3 separate regions of the Homo sapiens genome follow, and all the other regions are linked to region 2. A link is an interaction called in ENCODE POLR2A ChIA-PET data of the cell type or tissue named here. Cell type or tissue: OCI-LY7. All regions are shown on one strand.

Region 1 (8,000 bases), 280 kb after region 2:
TTTCCGATTGCCACAGCCCCAACCAGGTCAGCCAAGAGCAAAACTGAATATACCACCGAACACTGAATTGCAGGAGTGTCCATAAAAGCTTGTTGCATAGGGCAGTGAAGGAACAGCTTCCAATTCCAAAAAAAAAAAAAAAAAACCACAAAAAAACAAAAAAAAAAACTCTCTTAAAGGGGCAGCTTGCAGGAGAGCGGCACACATCCATTTTTGGGACATGCGTTCATTCATTCCCTCAGCTGCCAGTAGTCATTCACTCCAAATGGAGCTCAAGCATTTCCTGGGTACGTAGGCCACAGTCTGAGCATGTCAAAGCTTTTCTTTGTCCCTGGAGCTGTTAGCTACGTTCCGAGTTTCTATGCACCACACACTTAGTTGAAGCTGTGTGGGGGTGAGACAAAAAAAGAAGTCCACAGATGTATAGTTAGCTTTTATGTCCTGTAGGGATACCCTTGAAACATGTTTAAAAATGTCAGTCAAGACATCTGGTCAGCTGTCCTAATCCATATTGGGGTTTTTAGGCTACTGTTATGCCCCAATATGCTTTGAACATTGCCAATATGCTTTCTCTGCAGAAGCAGCAGTATGTCCCCTTTGGTTTCTCAGTTCATCCCCACCATTGGTGTTTATAGTGTCACGTACCGAGCAAAATGAAAAACCACATACTGTATCTCGTGTGTCTGGCTAATGAAACGGGTCGGACAAACCTTGTGCAATCAGGGACCGGGGCCGATTGGCTTAGGTCGGGTCCATCTTGCAGACTGCAAAAGAATCAGCTGTCGCCAGTGCCATGCGGCAGATGGACAGTTTGCATCGATTTCCAGGCAGGCGCCAAACCCTTTAGAAGCTTTGGCAGCCCAAGCACCATCAGGCAGCAGACTTTGATGTCCTGCAGATGGCTGCGGCAGCCATCTTGCCTTTGCATCCTGAGAGGCCCAAGTCTTACTTTCAGGCAGCGTTCACTCTGGCCTAGTCCGGTGGTCAGCCAGAGAGATGCGGCCCTGATCTAAGAGGCACTTGCCGCTAGCCAGAACCTTCCACCAGCTTCTACTTCTACGTGGATAGCAGCTAAAATGTTCTTTCTTTAAAAGAAAAAAAAAAAGAAAGAAAAAAGAAAAACACCACACACACACACACACACACACACACACACACACACACACACACACACACCTGGTCTGATTCCTCCTGACTCAGATTTCTGGAGGTAAATATGCCCTCCCAAGTTACTACTAGTCCAACCCCTAGACGGTAATTGTTTTTCTTCCCTGGTAAGTGAAAGCTTGTCAAAACCTTTCACCACATAGACTTCTGCGTAGATGACAGGGGCACCCAGATGTCCGTTTAAACCCAAACAAAATCACAAAGAGAAAGAGAGGAAGCAAAACTATGGGTTGTTTCCTTCTTCCCCCAAATTTCCTGAGGTAAGTAGTGCCTGTTTTCTCCTTCCCCGGTCACAAGTTTAGCCCCCAGACAGTCTTAGGCTCCCTTTTACCCTGGCATTGCCACCCAAAGTGGCAGCAATCGGCTAATTTCAGAATAATCAGAATTGCAAATTGGAAGGTTTTAAATTTGGTGTCCATTTTAAGACCCCCTCAGAGGTCTGCTTCATCTGGGTCTGACTTCTCCTAAGCCCTAAAGCAGAACAAAGCATTGTCTTCATGGTGGTCAGACTAATCTTGTGCCATGAATAGCCCAGAGTAATCTGTGGAAAAGCTGAGCCTGGAGGTCTTCCAAACAGAGCCCTCGCACATTTGGTAGAAGCAGTTAGGAATTCTGACTGGCACTATTAGTGAGAAGTCATGTCACTGCACCGTAGAAGCAAGAGTGGGTCTCTCTTGCCCATAAGCTCAACACAGAAATTTCTACTTCCCTCCACCCCCTTGGTAGAGCAGGGCAGGCAGAAAGAAGTTTAGAGCAAATGGCTGAAAAAAATTAAAAACAAATTCAGTGAAAATAAATTCAATAATGTGTGATTTCCAGCCACTCAAAAGTAATAGAAATATTTGGTAAAAATATATAGATATAAATTACCAATTAATGCAAACTGGTTAAAGCCAGTAAATGGAAAAAAATAAAAAGTTAATTAGAGCTTTTTGAAGCTTTGTTATATATACATCATTTGCAGGTGCTACAAAAGTGAAAAATAACCATTATAATTACTAGTATTCAAAGATTCATATTTTTCCCATGTAATTTATTTAGGATTATCAGTTTCCTTGTAGTTATACAAAAGGCCTGTCAAGGTGTTTCCCACGTGTTTGGCTCGTGTGTGTTCCAAAAACAAGCCAAAATGCTGTTGTATTTCACCCAGTACAGGGAAGCTACTCTGAGGGAAAAAAAAATGGGCCAAGTTTTACCTGGATCTCTATCTTGGTTAAATTATCTTACATATGATTTAATTTTTTTTCTTGTTCTTTCTGTCTTTATCTTTCTCTCTTTCTTTGTTAAAATACATCTGTGTTTGTTGACTGCCCCAGATTATATCTAAGTGAGGAGTGGGTGTACTAGCACCTGGTATAGTATATGTAGCTTAACAATACGTATCATTACATTATTTACAGCTCATTTTATGTTATTCAATAGTAAACTGCAAATTAACCCTTCAAAAACCAGTCAAAGAAAATGCTCCGTTAGGCTATCCAGTGAAAGCTTTTGTTCCCCAGCAGAATTGTTAAGAATACATCTATAACTGTATTCATAAACACAGAAGTGTGTTCATTACAGCAGGGATGCCCACCAGAGCCAGCTAATTCCTCTCTCAGGAAATCTGTTTCATAATGATATTCCTTACTACACCACACTTGTACTTATGCTGATAGCACAGGTTATAAAAGGGACTTAGGACGGGAGTCAATTAATGTACTGGCTCTTTAACCTCCTTTATTAGAGTACATTAGGCACCAAAGGGACTCAATGTTATGCTGCTGGCAATAGAAACACCCAAGCGATAACATTTCATGCCGTCTCAGCCCTGTCTTCAGTTCACAGGCATACACATCATGATCTGACCTCATTAGGCACTGATTCAGCTGCAGGTGAATACAGAGGGCAAGACTGGTAGAAGTGGGTGCCAAGAAAGTATCTTTCTTGCACCTGGGAAAAGAAACGGCCATCACCAAAGCTGACCTCAGGGTCCATGGTAATTTTCACCCTGACTCTCTGATAAGCTGGATCTTCTAGATCAAGTTCTACTAACTTTTGCCTACATTTGGGAGAACTGAAGCTCAGAGAGGCAAAACAACTAGCCTAAAAGTCGCTCAGCTTGTTAGGAGCAGAACTGAAACTGGAGAATTCAGAGTTCCTGATTCCTAGAAGGGAGCTCCCACTCCATCTGCTGATGCTTTTTCAATACGAAAAGCAATCATTAATAAGCAATTACTAAAGACTCAACTCAGGGAAGGGAAAGTAATAGAAGTATAAATATAAATAAGTTTTAAAAGATAGGATTTTAAACTGGATTGTGGGAAAGAAAATACAAGTTTCTAATATTTGGTTTCTCTTTTTCTCCTCTAATTTGTATTAATAGGGAAATCAATGTATGTGTTGGACCAAAATTGAATGCATTTTTAATAATGTGGAGTTTTCTAAAAGAAGGAGTCAGTAAAATTTGAGGTGAGAAAGAATCCTATGTTACTACACTACCCAAATACTACTGCTAACCTTTAAAGAACCCAACAATGTCTCGTTGCTGAATTAATCAGTCTCAAGATTATCAGCAATTTAGCTACATTTTGTTGGTAATTAGCTTGATAAATTAAGATCTGCAATAGAAAACATGACATCTTATTGTTCCCAAGGTTTTATGGTATTTTTCTAAAAACAGCAGCTTTCTTTTAAAACATTCATTTCTATTGCAAGGAGACAAACAGCAAAAAACCCAAAGTTTACCGAGTCTGGCTCCAGACAACAACAGTCTGCCCCAGATCCACTGGGCAAAATATCAAAGATTAGCCATTCATAATGCAAACTTCAAACGTGTGGTTTAAAATAATGTTCAAATCTTAGGACTGTGGGCAGTGGCTTCTAGACAGTAAGAAACTATGAGTTCAATTCCTTAATATTCTCTTTTCTTTTCTACAGTCATGGAACAATGAGCTGGTGAAGAAATATTTTGAAAAATGGTGGAACACGGAGAGATGTTTTCATGTTTATCTGAATGGCTCTCTGTGTATTAAGAGTGCAAAAATGGCAAATTAGAAGCTGGGCTCTTTTTCATCAAAACTGTCCACAAACAAGATGATTTCTTGGGGCTAATTTCCATTCAGGGATAGTGAGAGTTATTTTAAACGACCAAAGCCATTTCAGAAGGGTAAGAGCATGTCAACATGTCCACAGGGTCAGAACTGCTCGCTCTTAAAGACTTGAAACGCACCAGAAGCGCTGGTGATACAATTCTCTCCCTTTCACAATGAATGGAAATGAGAAAAGGTATCTTCCTCCGAAACATGCTAAAAATATAGCAATTACCCGATACAGATGTGGTGTTATAAACTCCTATTCCAAAGCATTCTGTTTCAGCCATGATTTCCATTGCAGAAAACTGTGCTAATAGAAACATCCCTATTAATCTGAATTTGAGATATTTCATACAATGTATATTACCTTTCTGCTGCCTGCAACCTTCTGCCAGGTTTTTTTTTTCTTTTTAGGAGGTGCTTTGAGGGGACCATACCATGAGAACAATACACAGCTGCTGCTGTATACAGATATCTAATTGTCAATATTGTGGAAATTCTACAGCTTATTACGTGCATTCAGTCTAATTCTGGGCAAATTGCCAGTCACTTCAGGGACAATCAAGTGAGCCACATTACACGTGGTACAGCATCACAGCTTTAAGATACCCGGCTGTTTTGCCTCTGGCCAGAGAATGTTTGTACCAGTGCTACCGAGTGAAGGGGGGTAACTACAAATAAAATAAAATTTGTATTTTTTCAAGTGGGCTGCATTTCAAGCCCAGATGTTAGTAATGAAAGATTCAATTTAAGGATTTAAATTACAAATAAATAAAGTATGAAACAGATGTGATTTTTAAGGAAGTTCAAATTATCCAGGAAGAAAAATATCTCTGTGCATGACAAAGTAATAGGGATTGTCTTGAAGAATCTGTTGAAAACAATCTGCTAAGCGCAATTCACCCTTAGGACAGGATTGGTTTGGAATGGGAAGGACTGGTGGAGCTTGTCATTAAACAAAAATTGTGTTTAATAAAACTTTATAACCGTGATTAATCCTATGAGGCCCTAAAGGAGTTTGCAGTTTCTGATAAACACATTTTCCTTGTTTGCAATGGTAATGATATTTTGAAGTGAATGGAATAAGAACAAAAAACTCTAAGGGTAGAAAAAGGAGTGTTTGGCAGGTACCACCAAGGCAGAAATTACAGGGACATGTAAGAAACAAGGGCCACCCATTAGGAAACTGCTTTGATGTGTGTGTGACACATATACCTAAAGATGGGTGTAAATATTACTGAGAAACAAAGCTATTGAGCAGGCAGTAATGGAGCACATCTTCATTTATACAGACAAGCTAAGGCTTTTTTAAATTCTAAGTTGATCATTAGGTTTGCCCATCAAAAGGATGACAGTGATGTAAGACACAAGGTCTCATATTTGGAGACTATTCTATAAAACCAAAATCAGAAAGGACCATCCAGAGCTTCTCTGTCTAGTACAGTAGCCACTAGTCATATGTGGCAATTTATATTTAAATTTTTATTAATTAAAATTAAATAAAATGCAATATTCCACTTTCTATCATGTTAGCTACATTTTAAGTACTTAACAGCCACGTGTGACTAGTGGCTACCATATTGGATAGCACAGATAAAGAAGAGTTCCATCACTGCAGAAAATTCTACTGGACAGTGTTGCTTTGGAGCAATGGGGGAAGATTAGATTTGGACGTTAATTTGGAATTAAGGGTTCAATTCTTAGTTCTCTTTTTTTCTAGCCTTGGGGAATTGTGCCATTTGGTTGTCCTTCATGATCCTGAATCTCAAGCACACCTGTGTGTGTAGACACACACCTACATACCCTGATACTCAAACAAGGCTGACGAAGATAGTGATTATAATAAACTGCATGAGCCCCAAGGAAAAACCAAGCCACAAGCCCAGCTCTGCTGACCTGATCTCTCACCGCCTGTCAGTCATCTCCAACAAGTGACTGAGGACAAACACCACCAGAATCTCATTCTCGATGTATACGCATCTTAAGAGTGCTGTAGCACGGACAACCAAACTTTTGGTAATCAAAAGGCTACAAAACTAAAGGATTTTATGGGGAATGTGGAGGTGGAGACTGCAAACTGCAAAACAATAGGGCTTTAATGAGAACACCAGTTCAGGGGAAAAAAGCGTTAATCCTTTGACATATAAGCTCTAACAATTGCGTAGTGTGTGGTGGTAGGGAGAATCTTATCTCCTGGGCATCTCCCCTAGTGACAAGTTAGCATCCTCAGAGTGCCAGCTCGCACACAAACCCACCCTGGAAGAACAGCACAGCTTCTTTGTGCACGGGGCATCCTCCCTGTGCCACATGAACTTTTTCTGACTCCTTGGAACTGCCAGCAGCCATTTCACTTGGATTCTGGCTGTGACAAAAGCAGCACTGACTTTCTGGCATCAGATGGAAAATGTAATTTTACAAAAAATTGAAAGTTGAAACCTTTCAGAAGTCAAGATCCTTCAATATGTGCCAGAGTAATTTTTGAAAGACTTTTATAAGGTCTTCAAAGTCCAAGAGCACTTTCAAAATGTTTACGTTTTTCTCTTATAGTAAAATAGATGCCTTTCCATCATCTCTCACACAGACTTCACCTCATTCTCTGTTTGTTGAAGGATTTTTGTTTCACGAGTCACACATATTTCTCTATCAAATATATTAAAGTAATCTCAGTACTGAAAGAATCCTACGATATTGGAGCTAAATGGGACTCTAGAGACGGTCTAGCCCAGGGTCCACAAACAACCAGGGCGTTCATGAAAGGGCTGCAGCAAACACATGAATTTTCTATAGTATATAAAATTGTGTATGGAAATTTTTGTGAGAAGACGATCCATAGCTATTATGAAATCATCAAAGACCAAAGAAACATAAGAACCATTGATCCAGCCTATTATAAATAAGAAAACTGAGGCTTAGAGAAATGAAGCGACCTTCTGAAAAGTCATACCAACTACTTTGTAACTCACATCAGACTAAGAAGTCTTGTCTAGATTCATAATCCACTGCAATTTCCACTAAAACAATTGCCTATTATTTCTTCTTGCCTACAGGTAATCCACATGCCAAACTGAATTTAAAATTCCTGGATTTATTGTAAGACAGAAAAGCCAAAAAAAAAATCACAAACGAGAATTTTGGATTTCAAGGAAATGTTCGATTGTAGGTGTGTTGTGTTCTGTGTTACTACCACACTATCTCAATTAGTTACCTACATTGAGGGAAATTTGGGGAATTCAATGTTGCTTAGGAAAACTTAGCTTTTTGCCCTTCTCCAAATTTTAGAACTATTTTAGAAAGATTACCCACCACTAATTATTTCCTAGAGATGTAATATGTTTTTTAAAAATAAATTCATTTACCGAGTTCTGCTATATACATTAAATTTTGGATGTAGATAAGCACGTGGATTATCAGGAAATGCATGTGTGTTAAGATTACTTGCTTACCAGAAATGTTTAAGAGGTTAAGGGGAAAAAGTATTTGTTTTTTAATTGAAGTTTTTAAGACATTTAATGTGCATTTATTTCTTCTGCACCATGCTGATTAAGGGTTCAGGTTCAAAACAGATGAATGTGGACTTAATCTTGGCCCCACCCCTTACAATCACACAAGCCCTGTGACTTTGCACAAATTACTTAATTTCTCCAAACCTCATCTTTCTCATCTGTGCAGTGGAGATAAAAATAAGAGTGACATCATAGAATTGTTTTAAAACAATAAGTTCAAGGGCTTTGCAAAGTGTATGGCACAGAGAAAGGGCTC
Region 2 (8,000 bases):
AGAAACCAATGTGTAGACTAGATACCACAAGTCTGTATGAGAAAACACTCTCCTTCCTTCATCTCCTCCCTCCTTTTCCTTCCTTCCTCGCTCCTTTCTTCCTCTTTCCTTTCCGTCCTCTCTTTCATCCTCCTTCCTTCCTTCTTTTTTTTCTATTACTTTTTAAGAAAATAGAAGAAATCTTGATGATCCTGAGTGGGTCATACAAGAAAGCAAGTCATGACTAACCACTTACTATAATCCTTGCTAGAAAATCAGAAAGGGAAATGAGCAAAATTTAGAAGTTAAACATTTATTAAGTTAAAAACTGAAACTGAATTTCTCATTGTTTCCTAGGGACGACAATGTCTTGTTTGCAAGGGGGAGCTTGTTGCCCATGCCTTACTAAATTGTTCTTCCTAATCAGCTTCACAGCGTTTGAGGTGATCCTTAAATGTTTGCGCAGACCATCGTTTATATATATGTCAAACAGATTGCATTTGTAACATTTAATGCCCACAATAACAATAATAAAACATGCTGGCATGTGCTCTATGTGTAAACACTTTCTTCTGAAGATAGAGCCAGTGAAATGTTTTAGGAACTTTGACATTTATAGCTGTATTTATAATCTTTTTTGGATCATTTCCTCACAGAGTCACATGTTTGTATATTTTAAATTCTCTGGAGAAATAAAAATGTTTAAACACAATATAATGATGTGATATGCATTTTATGAGCCCTTACTCACCATCTAAGCACGAGCAAAGAGAGTTGTATAGTGAACCCTGGGAAGGGTTTCTATATAAATGTCGAATTTTCTAGACATATGTGACAATGCCAGAGATTAGAAAGAGAAGGAGGTATGTATTCAACTCAGGTAGAGATTTTTTTTTCTTTTTTCTTTTTTTTTTTTCTGCTTAAAACCATACTATTCTAAAAGTAGGAAACTAGACATTACGTATTTGGGAATATACACTGTGGAGAGTCCTCTGGGCGTCACATGCACTTTTTTCCTACTTTCTACAAGGGTAAAGGAAGCCCAGGAGTTTTATTGTCATGCTAAACTGACACATCATAGGAATTTACCTACTGTTGATTTCTTGAAATTTCTCAGCCTGTGGCACAGCAGCACAAGGTGTATTCATTATGGTCATACACCTTACATCATATGGTTAATGATTATTCAAACAAACAAATTACAATCCCTTTATTTTTAGCTAGAGCAACGAAGTTATGTATAAAAAAACATTTAATTTGGTAATGCCAAGTATCTTACATGTGCTAATTTATTAAATACTCACAAATCGAAATAGTAAGTGACCAAAATGGTATTCAAGCCAGGGTATATCTCACACTGAAAGCTGTGAGGTGTACCACTTTTGAATGAAAGTGTATGGTGATTTAAAAACATATTTTCAAATTATTTGGCATTCCTAACAAGAGGTGAGGTGTATTTGTATTCCCCTTGAATCCAGACCAACCTTAGTGATTGGTTGACCAATAGAGTATGGTGGAAGTGACTCTGTTGGCTTTAGAGGTTAAGCCATTGGTAGAAAGTCATTCAACTTCTATCCCATTCATTTTGGACATTCATTTTTGGGGCCCTAAACTGTTTTGCGAGAAGCATGAAACTGCCATGTTGTGAGGAAGCTCCAACCACAGTTGGGGATGAGTTCTTATGTAACTTTATGTAAAGTTTTAAAAAATATTACCGTTATATTTTTAAATTTCAGGAAACACTTCACTGCTTTTTAAATGTGTATGGAATTTTCTTTTAGTGAAGCACATGTGTTAGACATCTAGATTTCCTTTTCTTTTTGGTCCACTCATTGATTCTCATTTTCTGACCAATATCACATTCTACTAGTTATTATAGATTATAATTTGTTTTCATGTTTGGCAGGATAAGTTCTCCCTCACTGTTCTTTTCCAGAAATATCTTGGCTTTTCTTTTCTTTTCCAAAGTTTGCAGATGTGTTGTTGAGTTTCTCTAGAATTGTAAATTAAGATTTCATTGAGTTATTGATAATTTAAAAGGAAGTAATACCTTTAAAATCTAGGAACATGGTCTTCTCTTCATTTATTCAGGGTTTCCATAAGTTTTATAACATTTTTTTTCATCTAAGTCTTGCTCCTCTTATTTCATCCCTAAAAATTTAATTATTTTGTTAAAATTGCGAGACAATTATTTAATTTTGTTAAGTTATTTCTAGGACATGAATCTTGGAGTTGGTCTCTATTTTTCTATCTTAGTCTTCTTGGGCTGCTGTAACAAAATACTACAGACTGGCTGGCTTAAACAATAAACATTTATTTCTTACAGTTCTGGAGGCTGGAAGTCTGAGATCAGGGTGCCAGAATGGTCTGATTCTGGTGAGGGCCCACTTCCTGGCTTGTAAACAGCCACCTTCTTGCTGTTTCCTCACATGACAGAAAGAGAAAGGAAGCAATCTCTCCCTTGTCTCTAGTGAGGGTACCAGTGTCATCATGAGGGCTCTACTCTCATGTCCTACTCACTTCCCTAAGGCCTCCATCTTCATATACCATCCAATTGGGGATTAAGATTTTAACATATGAATTTGGGAGGGAGGGACACAAACATTCACTGCTTAGCATTATCTGTTCTCACTTCAGCCTCTTCTATTTTCTGAGTATAAGATGGTATCATCTGTGAATAATTACTATGTTGTCTCTTAGTTCCCTCAAATTTACAGTTCTTATTTTTCTTTATTGTTATGTTGATTGAGACTTCCAGTAAAGTTTTAATAAGTTGAGGTGATATTAAGCACATTTTCCCTGCTCCTGAATCTAGTATTTCATTACTAAGTATAATACTTGCTGTTGTTTTCTAATAAAAAAAACTTTAACAAGATAAAAGGGTTCATTCTGTTTCTAGCTTTCTTAGAGTGATAAAAAGGGGATATTGAATTTTATGAAATACTTTTTCGGCTCAATTAAGATATGTTGTAGATTTTTTCCTTTAATCTGTTAATGTAGCAAAATAAATTAAAAGATTACATCATATTTGTTCAGTCAACACATATTTATTGAGCACCTATTATATGCCAAGAGCTATGATAAATGCAAGGAATAAAAATGAGAATAAGCTGAACAAGTTCTCTGCTCTGAGGCTGATTAATCTTTGCATTCTTAGGATAAACTCTATTTGCTCTAGATATATTACTTTTTTCATATGCTGCTGGACTTGATTTGATATTGTTTAGCTTCAGATTTTTGCATGTATGTTCATTAGTGGGATAAGATTATGTTGTTCAAAGCCCCATTCAAAACTGACAGCCTTACAATTTCTCAGCAAACAAATAGATCAAAGTATAGTGTTTCTCCCCATTGATTCAGATCTTCTTTTAAAACCATGGCATTTTGTAATTTTCTTCCTGTAGATCTTAAACATTTCTTATTAAATATAGTCTTAGATAATTTATTTATTTTATTATGAGTGGAATGTTTAAATTAAATCTTCTAGTTAATTATTGCTTGCATATATATAGAACCAATTGATTTTTGTACACTTGGCTTATGATTTGTTGCCTAGATAAAATCTCTCATTAAGGCTATTAGTTTTTTAATTGCTTTCTTCCTGTTTTTGAGATTTCTGTATAGATAATCACAATGTCAGTAAAAAAAAAAACATTTGTCCTCCTCCTCTTCAAAACTATACTTTTTTTTTTCTTTTGCCTGATCTTATTTCCTGGCTAATAAATTACAGAACAATGTTGAATAACATTCATCACAAGGAACTTTCTTGTATTTTTTTTATTTTATCTTTTAAAGTGACTATTTCTAGAGTCTTATTTTTAGATATCATGTATTGAGATAAATAAGCTGGATCAACTTGAGAAAGAAGACTTCATTCTTATCCTCGTACTAGTTATCAGCTGTTCTACTAGAAATGGATGTTGCAATTTTTTCAACTTAATTTTCGGTATACATTTGGATGTTCAATCCGTTTCTCTCCCATGACATATTCATGTGAAAATTATAATAATAAATCAATAATATTTAATTATCTCTTCATTTTTGAAACAAAATCTTCTGGGAGTTTCTTTGCATTATTTCATAAACAGCTAGATAAATTTCATATTACATTTCTGATTTTGATGTTCATAGTTCTGAAAGTATCTTATCTCTTCCCCTTTTGTATTAGTTTTATCGGTTTTGCTTTTTTTTTTTTTTTTTTTTTGAGACAAGAGTCTCGCTCTGTCGCCCAGACTGGAGTGCAGTGGTGCGATCCCGGCTCACTGAAACCTCCACCCCTCAGTTCAAGCGATTCTCGTGCCTCAGCCTCTCGAGTAGCTGGGACTACAGGTGCCTGCAATCATGCCTGGCTAATTTTTGTGTTTTTAGTAGAGACAGGGTTTCACCATGTTGGCCAGGCTGGTCTGGAACTCCTGACCGCAGGTGATCCACCTGCCAAGGCCTCCCAAAGTGCTGGAAATTACAGACATAAGCCACCTCGCCCAGCCAGTTTTATCAATTTTTGATGTTAGGGTTTTGCCAGTAATTGAATTAGAACTTTGTCCCCACATATTTTAATGCCCAGAAAGAGTTGATAAAGTCAGAAAATTATTTGTTGTTTAAAATTGAAATACTTTTTCTTTAAATGACCTGCACAGGTTAACTTTTACAATATTTTTCAATTTCTTCTTGAGAATGTTTTCTGCTCCTTCATCAGTTAATAATCATATTTGATATAAATGAGAACGATTCATTATATAAATATTTTCAAATGTTTTTATATCTGAGATGACCTCTCCTTTCATATGCAATTTTTGTCTCTTCTCATTACTTCCTCGATTAAGATAAATGGAGTTTTCTACGTTTTATTCTTTTTGTTCTATTTATTGTTTGCGTTTTTTAAAGAACCAATTAAAGATTTATTTATTCTATTCATTTTTCTCCACTAAATTTCTGCTTTCATTTGTAACAATTTCTTCTCCTTTTTCTCCTTTGTTACAAAACAAAGTACGTTTTGTAAATTTTTGCTTGCTTATAGCTTTTACTAAACACCATAGGTTTGATTCGATAATGTTTTTATTATTGGAATTTTTACTTACTTTTCTGAGTTACTCTTTCTTAGGTATCTTTCGTAGAGAACTATTGTTGATTGGGACCTAATCTTTGCCATTTAATATAATAAAATCATTACATTTATTATAAATTACATGTTTGTGCTTACTCAAATACATTTGTGCATATTCATGTATTATTGTGTTTCAGTTTCTTGGCTATTTCCTTTGATATTTATCCTTAATTATCATACATGTTTTCTTTTCCCCTTTCTCTCTTCTAATGTAAAGGCATCATACTTCGAAGTCTGCTAAATCTTACTTTTAAAAAATAAACAACACTGTCTGTCCACATCACAGGGAATCATTGTCTACCACTTTCCTCCAATGTACCATGAAGATATTCTCATGCTATTCCTTCCTACTACCTCTCTTCCACTGCTGGGAATATAGAACCAACTTCTTATCTCTTCAAGATTATTATCTACATTCTATATCTTAACATTCAAGAATCATTGATCAGGTTTGCAAACTCTGTTGAACTACATTATATTTACAACAATTTAGACTTTATCCCATATTAAAATAATTCAATGCTTACTGCCGGTCCTTTCATAGCACACCTTCCTTGTCCATCAGGTTTTTTTTTTTTTTTTTACTGGACTCATTTCATGGTTGTCTGAAAAAACTTTTTTTTCATGAACAGAACTTGATTGATTTTCTTTCTAACACTTTGTTTCACAGAATTTTTTTTTGCTGATTTCAAATGTGAGTAACAACATGCCCAGATACAGTGTTCTTAGATCTTATTTTTTGCCCCAAATTGGGCCTCTGTAGAGATTGTTATATTAATTCCTGGCCTTGATTTTTCTTCCTTTTTTGCTAACTTGTTTGTTATTTTTGGTTGTTTTATTTTGTTTTGTTTACGTTCCAGTGTATTTTTTTGGAATTCAAATTCTGGACTTCTATAGAAATTGGTCTCTTTATATTAATTTTACCTAATTCACATCAAACCCATTTGATCTGAATACTGACTTGCTTCTTAAGTTTGCGAATGTTGTTATTTTCTATACACTCCAGAACCATTGCTAGTTTTCTATTTGTTCAGATGTCTTCTTTAGGGATAGTGGTTGTCTTCATGTCGAATTTCTACTATTTGCCCACAAATTCTAGTGTTTCCTTTCTCAGTGTTTTCACCTCTTTTACATATTCCTTTAGTTCTGAAGGACTATGCCTCAAATTTGTCCTTTCTATTACTTGATTATGTTTTGCTAATTATTTTATTAATTCTAATGTACTTTTAATTTTCATATTTCATATTTAGTTTTATAACATTGTCCTCATTTTATCTTCCTCTATATTCCAGTTTCTCAACCAATTTTCTTCTCACTTCAGTCTGTTTTCTTGTCTCATTTTTCATCTCTTGCTTCATGGGGTCCTTGAATGTTATTTAGATCACAAAGCATATGCTGTTTAAAATTTATTCCCATTTCCTGTAGTAAATCTTTTTCAAAGTGTGCTCTTCCTCTGCCTCTTGAGTGCTATATTTTCATTTCTTAAAGTTGCAAAAATTTTCACATGCCTCATAATGAGGTTTTATTTGCTTGTTTATTCATCCTTGAATGATGACTATTTTATCTGGCCTGTTATTTTTCTGCAAAATACAGTGAATAGATTTCTCCTGAATCCCATCATATTTTACATGTTTTTTTCTAATCCTCTCTTAGATTTTATGCTATATAATGTTTTGCCCATTCAGAGATTAAACATTCTGTTGGAAGATTTATTCAGACTTTACACGAGCTGAGGTCATGTTTCTCTCTGTGTATGGCACAGCCATTGTGCCAGGGGCTGGATCTGACATGGCTTGGCCATGTTTTTTTGCTACCACAAAACAGGTTGAAAAAGAGCCTTTGACCTTTGTGGAGAATTCCCTACTCTGTAATCCAGCCACAAACCATATGGTGCACCCATAAAGGCCTGGCCTCAACTTGTGGCTACCCTCAAGTTCAGTAGGACCTTCAAGCAGAAGGAGCCACAGTGTCTGTTTTGTGCTTATTTTTCACCTTCTGCTGCATTAGACCTTACTGACCACTGCCTTCATAAACTTTTCTCCTACCTTAATTTCCGTGACTCCACTCTCCACTTTCTATCTCCTTGCTCTATTCCCCCATCTACTTTCTGTTTTTATATTTTCCATTCACCCAAACGTTAGCTCAAAGGTCCCAGCATTCCTTTTTTTGGCCTTTGTTTTTGTTTTTTAATCATAAAACAATCTCTTCGATGTCTAGAGCTTCAACTGACATCTGAATCTGATTGCTTTCAAATCTACGTCCAGAGTCTGGCCCTTTCCCTTATGCTACACTTCTAGCTGAGATAGAGCAGCCATGTGAAGATATTCCATGGGCACCTCAAAGGTTTTCACTTTCCTCCATTGCTTTGTATTCCTGATTAGAGATGCTAGTAACCCCATCCTCAAAATCTTCCAGCCCTCCCTGCTTTTCCTCAAGTCCTGCATTCAACCAGTCACCAAATTCTGCGTTTTCTATCATTTTGTCATTTTTTTTTAATTTTTTTAATTTACATGTAAATATAATCATTTTACTTCCTTCCTAGAACCCTATCATCTTCAGGACAAAGTCCATGTATCTTATGATTCCTATTGAACTTCCCAAAATGTCCAGAATGCCCACACATTATCTCTCTCCCTCCCTTTGCACATGCTGTTCCTTATTCTGGAATTTATCCTTCTCCCTTGCAACACTGTCTTCTTGGGAAATTCCCAGTCATTCATCAAGACTCATCCCAAACATAATTTCCATTTTGAATTTTGATCTTACCTTCCAGAAACGCTAATACTGTCCAGTTTGTCATTTCTCTATGCTCCCACAGCACCAGGTATACACACTTCTATGTCAGCAGTCAGCATATGGATTTATAGTGGGTTTGTTCACTTTTCAATCTCCCATATGAAGCCATAAGCTCTTTGAA
Region 3 (8,000 bases), 210 kb after region 2:
TCCTTAGGCGAAAAACCCCAACCAGACAGGATGTAGCCAACAGCATTTGAAAATGTTCAAAGTAGTTAACAATATTTTAAATTTAAGAGATTCTCCACAACAATTTGGAGTTTCAGTTTCTTCCCAAAATTGAAAGAACTGGCAACACAGGGCCAGCTCTGGTTGGATTTAAATAGAGCTGCTTCCTTCAGTGGTGGCACATGGTTCTCCCTCTAGTTTGCCGCAGACCCCACCCCTCCTTATCGTGCCCCAATATTGAAGCCAAGCATACCTTGCCATTTGTCACATTGCTCTCATTTTATTTGTACTATATTTGCCTTACACTCGACTATGTTTATTCATTAACATTCCCTGTGAAACCCCAGAGACCCTTGAGTGTGCACTGTGCAGACCAGACATTCTCCACACATGCAAAGCAGATGGCCACCTAAACAGGGCTCATCTCTTTAGCTCTGAAGAAGAGCCTGTGCTCTATCATTTGTTGCTGATAATTCATGCCCAAAGGAAAATAGGCAAGAAGAGTTCTTTTTTAATTAACCCAGAGTCTCCAAACATGACTTCCCGTTTGTCCTTTTTCTTGGCTACTGGCATTAGCACTTGCTATCATTATTGTTACCTGATCTCATTACCTCTCAGGCTCTTTACCTCCCATTGCAGCATTTGCCCTCAAGGTAAACCTGTTGCCCGCCCAAGAGATAATAATACTTATCAGGATCTTTTATAGTGTTCCTGGACCTTTTGGGATTGAACCACATTTTGCACACATAAAGCCCTCTATTATCACCACTATTGTCATTATTATTATTTGGGATTAGGCAGCCCTCTCAGAAGTCTTGCCAACCACAGGCAGATGAAACCCCAGAGCCTCACCTGGCCAGGCACAGTGACTGAGGCCGGACGCACCTGGCTGTAGGATGCTGGTTCAGCCTGCAAAGTCCTGGGCTCTTGCCAGAGAAGAAACCTGCCTTGAAACATTCACTCCTCCCTTTATGCAGGAAATAGAGAGAGTGCTGGAGGTGAGAAGGAGGCCTTTCCCAGGGAACTCAGTCTCCAGACCACGCTGGTGGATTATCATTGCTGCAGCAGTCCTCAAACCAGGCAGATACTTAAAGAGCCAGATTCTCTGTCTCTCTCAGAAGAGAGGGATGTACAATAGAGTTTGGAGTCAGAAGCTGAGTTCCCATCCCCACTGTCACTCTGTAACTCTGTGAGCCTCAAACAACTGATTGACTCTTCCAGTCTCTGGTTCCTCATTGGTAAAATGTGGATACATCCCAACTTCATGATAATACCATGGGACTTATATGTAAATAAATTTGAAATTATATATACAAGTATTTAGGTAAATATCAATTTATAGTGTCTGGTATATAGTAAACCCTCTATTAACTGATGAAGGAAGGGCCCCATCTCTATTCAAGCTTACTGCACCACCCAGAAGTTAACTGTTTCAGCAGTAGACCCGGAGTAAACAGACAAGATGCCCTCAGCAAGCAGAGGTGAATACAAACCTCTCTCACCAAGAGAATAATTCCCACTCAACAGCAGGCTGCCTGCCACCTGAATTCCTATTTCGTTTTTCTCCATCTCTCACTGACTACCAACCAAATGCCTTCCAAGGAAACATGAGCCTTTTCCTCTTTTTGATACACAACCTGTCCATCTGTGATACCCATTGGTCAAGTTTGCCCCAGCAAAGGGGTGGAGATATGGAGCATCAACACTGCTTTCTGATCCCTTCATTTTGCCCTTTTCTCTTCTAAATAAAAAAAAAAAAAAAGCAAGCAAACAAACAAAAATGAAACAAAATGCAAAGCAGCTTAAAACTTTCAACATTTCAAAACATTCAAAGGGGAATGTGTTGACCCAGAGATGAGCTGGGCATGAGAAGGGCAGGGATAGAAACAAGTCTCAGGAACACTGGAGCCAAGGAAGGAAATTCTGCCAGGACCCTCTCTCCATTACTTGTTTCTCCTTTCTGCACATCTGCTTCATTCCTTCTCACTACAGAGTGTCAGGAATCAGCTACAGCACTGCACAGCTTTGCAGTCATTAGAAAGTCAGTCATTAGAGAGACTGGCTTATACCCTTTTTGATACCAAATTTTAAAATCTGAGATAAAAGATTTGAGTGGCCAGCTTTGGTCAGGAGCCCATTCTTGGACCAATCAACTATGGCTGTGGTTACTGATGGTGTAGTTTGGTCAGGGACAAACCCCTAGACGAACAAATTGCTGGTTGGGATGATGAGCTCATGTCAGAAGATGGAAGCTGCTGTTGTAAGCTTGTGGTTGAAGTAAAGAGAAAGGAGGCCACGTATTATAGAATACATAATGGAACTAGATTATCTTTTTGCGAAACTTTCTAAGTTGCCAAACCATGAGCTTCTCAAGAATGGAAACTAAGCTAACGCATCTTTGTATTCTGGCCATGATAAGGACTCAGGAAATGTTTGTAGAACTGAATTGAAATGCATCTGACTAATTGTAAAGCTGTGTGTCCATCCTAGATGCTATGTGTCCAGAGAAAAACCAAAAGATCAGCTGCAGAAATGAAGATCCTACTTTGCCTGAGGGGAAATTTTCCACCAAACAGAATTGCCTAGAAATGTAAACAGAAGCATCAGGAAGCTAAGTACCCCCTTTTAATGGAGGCCTTCAAGACTAAGTAAATGATTGTCAGGGATGTTGAGGAGGATGTATATGCAGTCACCTAAATGCCCTTCTAAACATTTGATCTTATGATTCTGCAAACTTAGTCAAAGAAGAAAAATTCACCATGCCTAGACCAAGCTTCCCAGGACACCACAGAAAGGAGAAATAGCCACAGCAATACAGCCAAGGCTTCTGCTGGCCACATCTGAACATATGCTTTGATGTGATCCTAGTCTTTCTTCTTCCTAGTGATGCTGGTCGTGGAGATGAATTAAAAGGACTTCCTCACCTCCATCAATGTACCTGCCTGTTTATAGACGAAAATGTGCCCAGTTTAAAATGCCCTCGCTCTTGTTTTGTCCCAAGATATGAGACTTCATTTAACTGCATCTAGTGTACAATGAATAAATTGAAACTATATGCTATTTGGGCATTATTTCTAACCTGTTTTTCACCGAGAGCTCCCTGATAAGTTGGTATCTTTGATTTTTATTAGCATTTTCACTCTTATTTTCTCATACAAAATTGAGCACACTTGAGAGATTTCCTTAAAGGGGATTTTCCTGAATCACCAGCCACTATAATGTGATGACAGGACCAGCATCACCCCCATGACGCAAGCCTACGTGGGAAATCCTGGGCAAGTACAGGAAGGAAGGTCTCCTGGGATATCTTTTACCAGAAACTGGGGCATTGGTTCTCAGAGAAGAGCTGTGGTGGTATGCTAGAGCTAGGTCATATTAGCTTATGAAAGCCAATTATTCAATTTTCAGGAATTTTGTGAGCCCACTGTTAAACCATTGGTAGCTTGAAATCAGACTTGCAGTATTTATATTTTGGCAAGTGCTACGAATCAGGCTTTCCAACATACCACCTCCCCCAACCCTTCCCCTAGTTTAACGACATTAGTTAATCAACTCTGGTCACTGCCTCTTTGCCAAATGACAAAACTGACCCTGGCAACAATACTTAGCTAAAGCAGTCAATGCTTCTTACAGTTCCACCAGGCAACAGGGAATCTTGTTTTTCTGGCAGTATTAATAGAGTCATACCTAATTTTGTAGCACTTTATGGATATTGCAGTTTTTACAAATTGAAACTTTTTGACAACCTCGTGTTGAATAAGTCTGTCAGCACCATTTTTTCCAACAGCATCAGCTTACTTCATGTCTCTGTGTCACATTTTTGTAATTCTCACAGTATTTCAAACATTTTAATTATTATGATATCTGTTATTATGACTGTAATCAGTGGCCTTTGATGTTACTACTGTAATTGTTTTGGGATGCCATGAGCTGTGTCCACATAAGATGGCGAACTTAATCGATAAGTATTGTGTATGTTCTGACTGCTCCACCAATAGGCCGTTCCCCCCTCTCTCTCCCTCTCTTCAGGCCTCCCTATTCCCTGAGACACAAAATTGAAACTAACCCAGTTAATAACCCTACAATGGCCTCTAAATGTTCAAGTGAAAGGAAGAGTCACGTATCTCTCACTTTAAATTAAAAGCTAGAAATGATTAAGCTTAGTAAGGAAGACATAATGAAAGCCAAGACAGACCAAAAGCTAGGCTTTCTTGTGCCAAAGAGTTAGCCAAGTTGCAAAAGCAAACTAAAAGTTCTTGAAGGAAAATAAAAGTGCTACTCCAGTGAGTACACAACTGATAAGAAAGTGAATCAGCCTTATTACTGATCTAGAAAAAGTTTTAGTGGTCTGTATAGAAGATTAAACTAGCCACAACATTCCACAAGCCAAAGCCTAATCCAGAGCAAAGTCCTAAATAATAGAGTAGAATCTCTTAAATTTATGAAGGCAGAGAGAGGTCAGGAGACTGCAGAAGAAAAGGCAGAAGCTAACAGGATTGGCTCATGAAGTTTAGGAAAAGGCCATCTCCACAACAATAAAGTGCAAGGTAAAACAGCAAGTGCTGATGGAGAAGCTGTAGCAAGTTATCCAGAAGATCTAGCTAAAATCATTGATGAAGGTGGCTACACAAACAACAGATTTTTCAATGTAGATAAAACAGCCTTCTATTGGAAGAAGATGACATCTAGGACTTCCATAGCTAGACAGGAGAAGTTAAGGCCTGGCTTCAAAGCTTCAAAGGACAGACTGACTCTCTTGCTAGGGGCTACTGCAGCCAGTGACTTCAAGTTGAAGCCAATGCTGACTTATCATCATTCCAAAAATCCTAGGGCCCTTAAGAATTATGCTAAATCTACTCTGCCTATGCTCTGTAAATGGAACAACAAAGCCTAGATGACAGCACATCTATTTATAGCATGGTTTACTAAATATTTTAAGCTTCTATTGAGACCTATTGCTCAGAAAAAGATTCCTTTCAAAATAGTACTGCTTATTAACAACGCACCTGGCCAACCAAGAGCTCTAATGGAGATGTACAAGGATATTAATGTTGTTTTCATGCCAGATAACACAGTATCCATTCTGCAGCCCATAGATCAAGGAGAAACTTGACTTTCATGGCTCATCATTTAAGAAATACATTTCATAAGGCTGTACCTACCATAGATAGTGATTCCTCTGATAGATCTGGGTAAAGTACATTGAAAACCTACTGGGAATAATTCACCATTCTAGATGCCATTAGTAATATTCATGATTCATGGAAAGGTGTCAAAAGATCAACATTAATAGGGGTTTGGAAGAAGCTGATTCCAACCTTCATGAATGACTTTGAGGACTCAAGACTTCAGTGGAGGAAGTACAGATGTGATAGAAATAGCAAGATAAGTAGAATCAGCAGTGGAACCTGAAGATGTGACTGAATTGCTGCAATCTCATAATATTTTCACATATAAAGAATTGTGTCTATGGATGAGCAAAGAAAATAGTTTCTTGAGATGGAATCTACTCCTGGTGAAAATGCTACGAACATTGGTGAAATGACAACAAAGGATTTAGAATATTATATAAACGTAATTGATAAAGCAGCAGCAGGTTTTAAGAAGATTGACTCCAATTTTGAAAGCAGTTGTACTGTGGGTAAAATGCAAACAAACAGCATCGCATGCTATAGAGAAATATTTCCTGAAATGCAGAACATTTTATTATTGTCTTATTTTAAGAAATTGCCTCAGCCACCCCAACTTTAAGCAACCACCACCCTGCAATCAGTAGTCATCAACATCTAGGCAAGACCCTCCACTAGCAAAAAGATTACAACTTGCTGAAGGCTCAGATGATCATCAGGATTTTTTAGCAACAAAGTATTCTTAATTAAGTTATGTACATTTTTCAGACATGTTATTGCACACTTAGGCTGTAGTGTAGTGTTAACATCACTTTTATATATATACTGGGAAGCCAAAAATAAAAACGTGTGATTAGCTTTATTGTGATATTTGCTTTATTGCAGAGGTCTGGAACTGAACCTGCAGTATCTCTGAGGTATGCTTGTATTAACATTTATGTTGGGTCTCTTCTGCGGTTGATGTATTGATTCATTATAGTGGACATAAATATGTAGTGTTGTGTCCCGTTGTCTTGAACATATCCCCCCATATTTTTTCTAGGACTTGTATACTATCTTTCTCAATGGTGCTAAATGAGAAAGAGAACATGAGAAAAAATGCCACCTGTTTTTGGACTGTAAGTTTTCTTTACATATAAAGTACTCTACTAATGTCTAAGGTTTCCTAGATTTGTCAAAAACAAGTTTAAATGGAGCAGAGTGTTAGTGGAAGAAACATGAGAGGCTGATACATGAAGTTGGACAAGTTATTTAACTTATCTAAGCCTCAGTTACTCAATCTAAATGGAACTTTTAATTTTGGTTTAGTGAGTTATGTAAGAAGGGGGAAAATGTATGAAAAGTGCCATGTAGCATTCAACCAAATATTGATTGATTAGGGAAATCTGTCTTTGGGGGAAAGCCAAGTAAAAAGAACATGCCAGTAGTCTTGACTTAAAAATGTTTGGAGAATTAACCCTCTAAACCTGTGCTGACACTTCAGAGATGGGCAGTCAGGAGTTGAATGTTGGTTCAAACACTGGTTGAGGTGGAGCCAAGATGGCTGAATAGGAACAGCTCCAGTCTACAGCTCCCAGCGTGAGCGATGCAGAAGACGGGTGATTTCTGCATTTCCAACTGAGGTACCGGGTTCATCTCACTGGAGAGTGTCGGAAAGTGGGTGCACGATAGTGGGTGCAGTGTACTGAGCACGAGCCAAAGCAGGGCAAGGCATCGCCTCACCCAGGAAGGGCAAGGGTTCGGGGAATTCCCTTTCCTAGTCAAAGAAAGGGGTGACAGGCGGCACCTGGAAAATCGGGTCACTCCCACCCTAATACTGCGCTTTTCCAATGGTCTTAGCAAACGGCACACCAAGAGTTTATATCCCGTGCCTGGCTCAGAGGGTCCTACACCCACTAGCACAGCAGTCTGAGATCAAAGTGCAAGGCAGCAGCGAGGCTCGGCGAGGGGTGCCCGCCATTGCCAAGGCTTGAGTAGGTAAAGAAAGCGGCTGGGAAGCTCGAACTGGGTGGAGCCCACTGGAGCTCAAGGAGGTATGCCTGCCTCTGTAGACTCCACCTCTGGGGGCACGGCATAGCCAAACAAAAGGCAGCAGAATCCTCTGCAGACTTAAATGTGCCTGTCTGACAGCTTTGAAGAGAGTAGTGGTTCTCCCAGCATGCAGCTGGAGATCTGAGAATGGACAGACTGCCTCCTCAAGTGGGTCCCTGACCCCCGAGTAGCCTAACTGGGAGGCATCCCAAAGTAGGGGGAGACTGACACCTCACATGGCCGGGTACTCCTCTGAGGCAAAACTTCCAGAGGAACGATCAGGCAGCAACATTTGCTGCTCACCAATATCTGCTGTTTTGCAGCCTCTGCTGCTGATACCCAGGCAAACAGGGTCTGGAGTGGACCTCCAGCAAACTCCAACAGACCTGCAGCTGAGGGTCCTGTCTGTGAGAAGGAAAACTAACAAACAGAAAGGACATCCACACCAAAACCCCATCATACATCACCATCATCAAAGACCAAAGGCAGATAAAACCACAAAGATGGGGAAAAAACAGAGCAGAAAACCTGGAAACTCTAAAAATCAGAGCACCTCTCCTCCTCCAAAGGAACACAGCTTCTCACCAGCAATGGAACAAAGCTGGACAGAGAACGACTTTGACGAGTTGAGAAAAGAAAGCTTCAGACCATCAAACTACTCTGAGCTAAAGCAGGAAGTTCGAACCCATGGCAAAGAAGTTAAAAACTTTGAAAAAAAATTAGACTATTGGCTAACTAGAATAAACAATGCAGGGAAGTCCTTAAAGGACCTGATGGAGCTGAAAACCAAGGCATGAGAACTACGTGATGAATGCACAAGCC

What was found. Peaks named below come from ENCODE experiments on the same cell type or tissue, not always from the same donor. Only the 100,000 strongest peaks of a DNase experiment are listed, where the experiment ranks them.
Region 1: POLR2A ChIA-PET joins it to region 2 with 6 read pairs; 2 of 35 experiments call an interaction of 5 or more read pairs at or near these places.
Region 3: POLR2A ChIA-PET joins it to region 2 with 5 read pairs; 2 of 35 experiments call an interaction of 5 or more read pairs at or near these places.

What each region holds. Positions count from the first base shown.
Region 1 is chr3:17,932,224-17,940,223 of GRCh38, reverse strand. No RefSeq gene overlaps it. Among named protein-coding and RNA genes, the nearest start is that of BALR6, 26 kb to the left of the region's middle. In OCI-LY7, no CTCF peak of the experiment used is centred here; no DNase peak of the experiment used is centred here.
Region 2 is chr3:18,210,254-18,218,253 of GRCh38, reverse strand. The region is part of intron 4 of BALR6 (B-cell acute lymphoblastic leukemia associated long RNA 6); the gene reads right to left. Among named protein-coding and RNA genes, the nearest start is that of SATB1, 210 kb to the left of the region's middle. In OCI-LY7, no CTCF peak of the experiment used is centred here; DNase peaks (open chromatin) are centred at 2,403 and 4,283; H3K4me3 peaks cover 744 bases; H3K27ac peaks cover 2,548 bases.
Region 3 is chr3:18,004,491-18,012,490 of GRCh38, reverse strand. All of the region lies in intron 1 of BALR6 (B-cell acute lymphoblastic leukemia associated long RNA 6), which reads right to left. Among named protein-coding and RNA genes, the nearest start is that of BALR6, 46 kb to the right of the region's middle. In OCI-LY7, no CTCF peak of the experiment used is centred here; no DNase peak of the experiment used is centred here.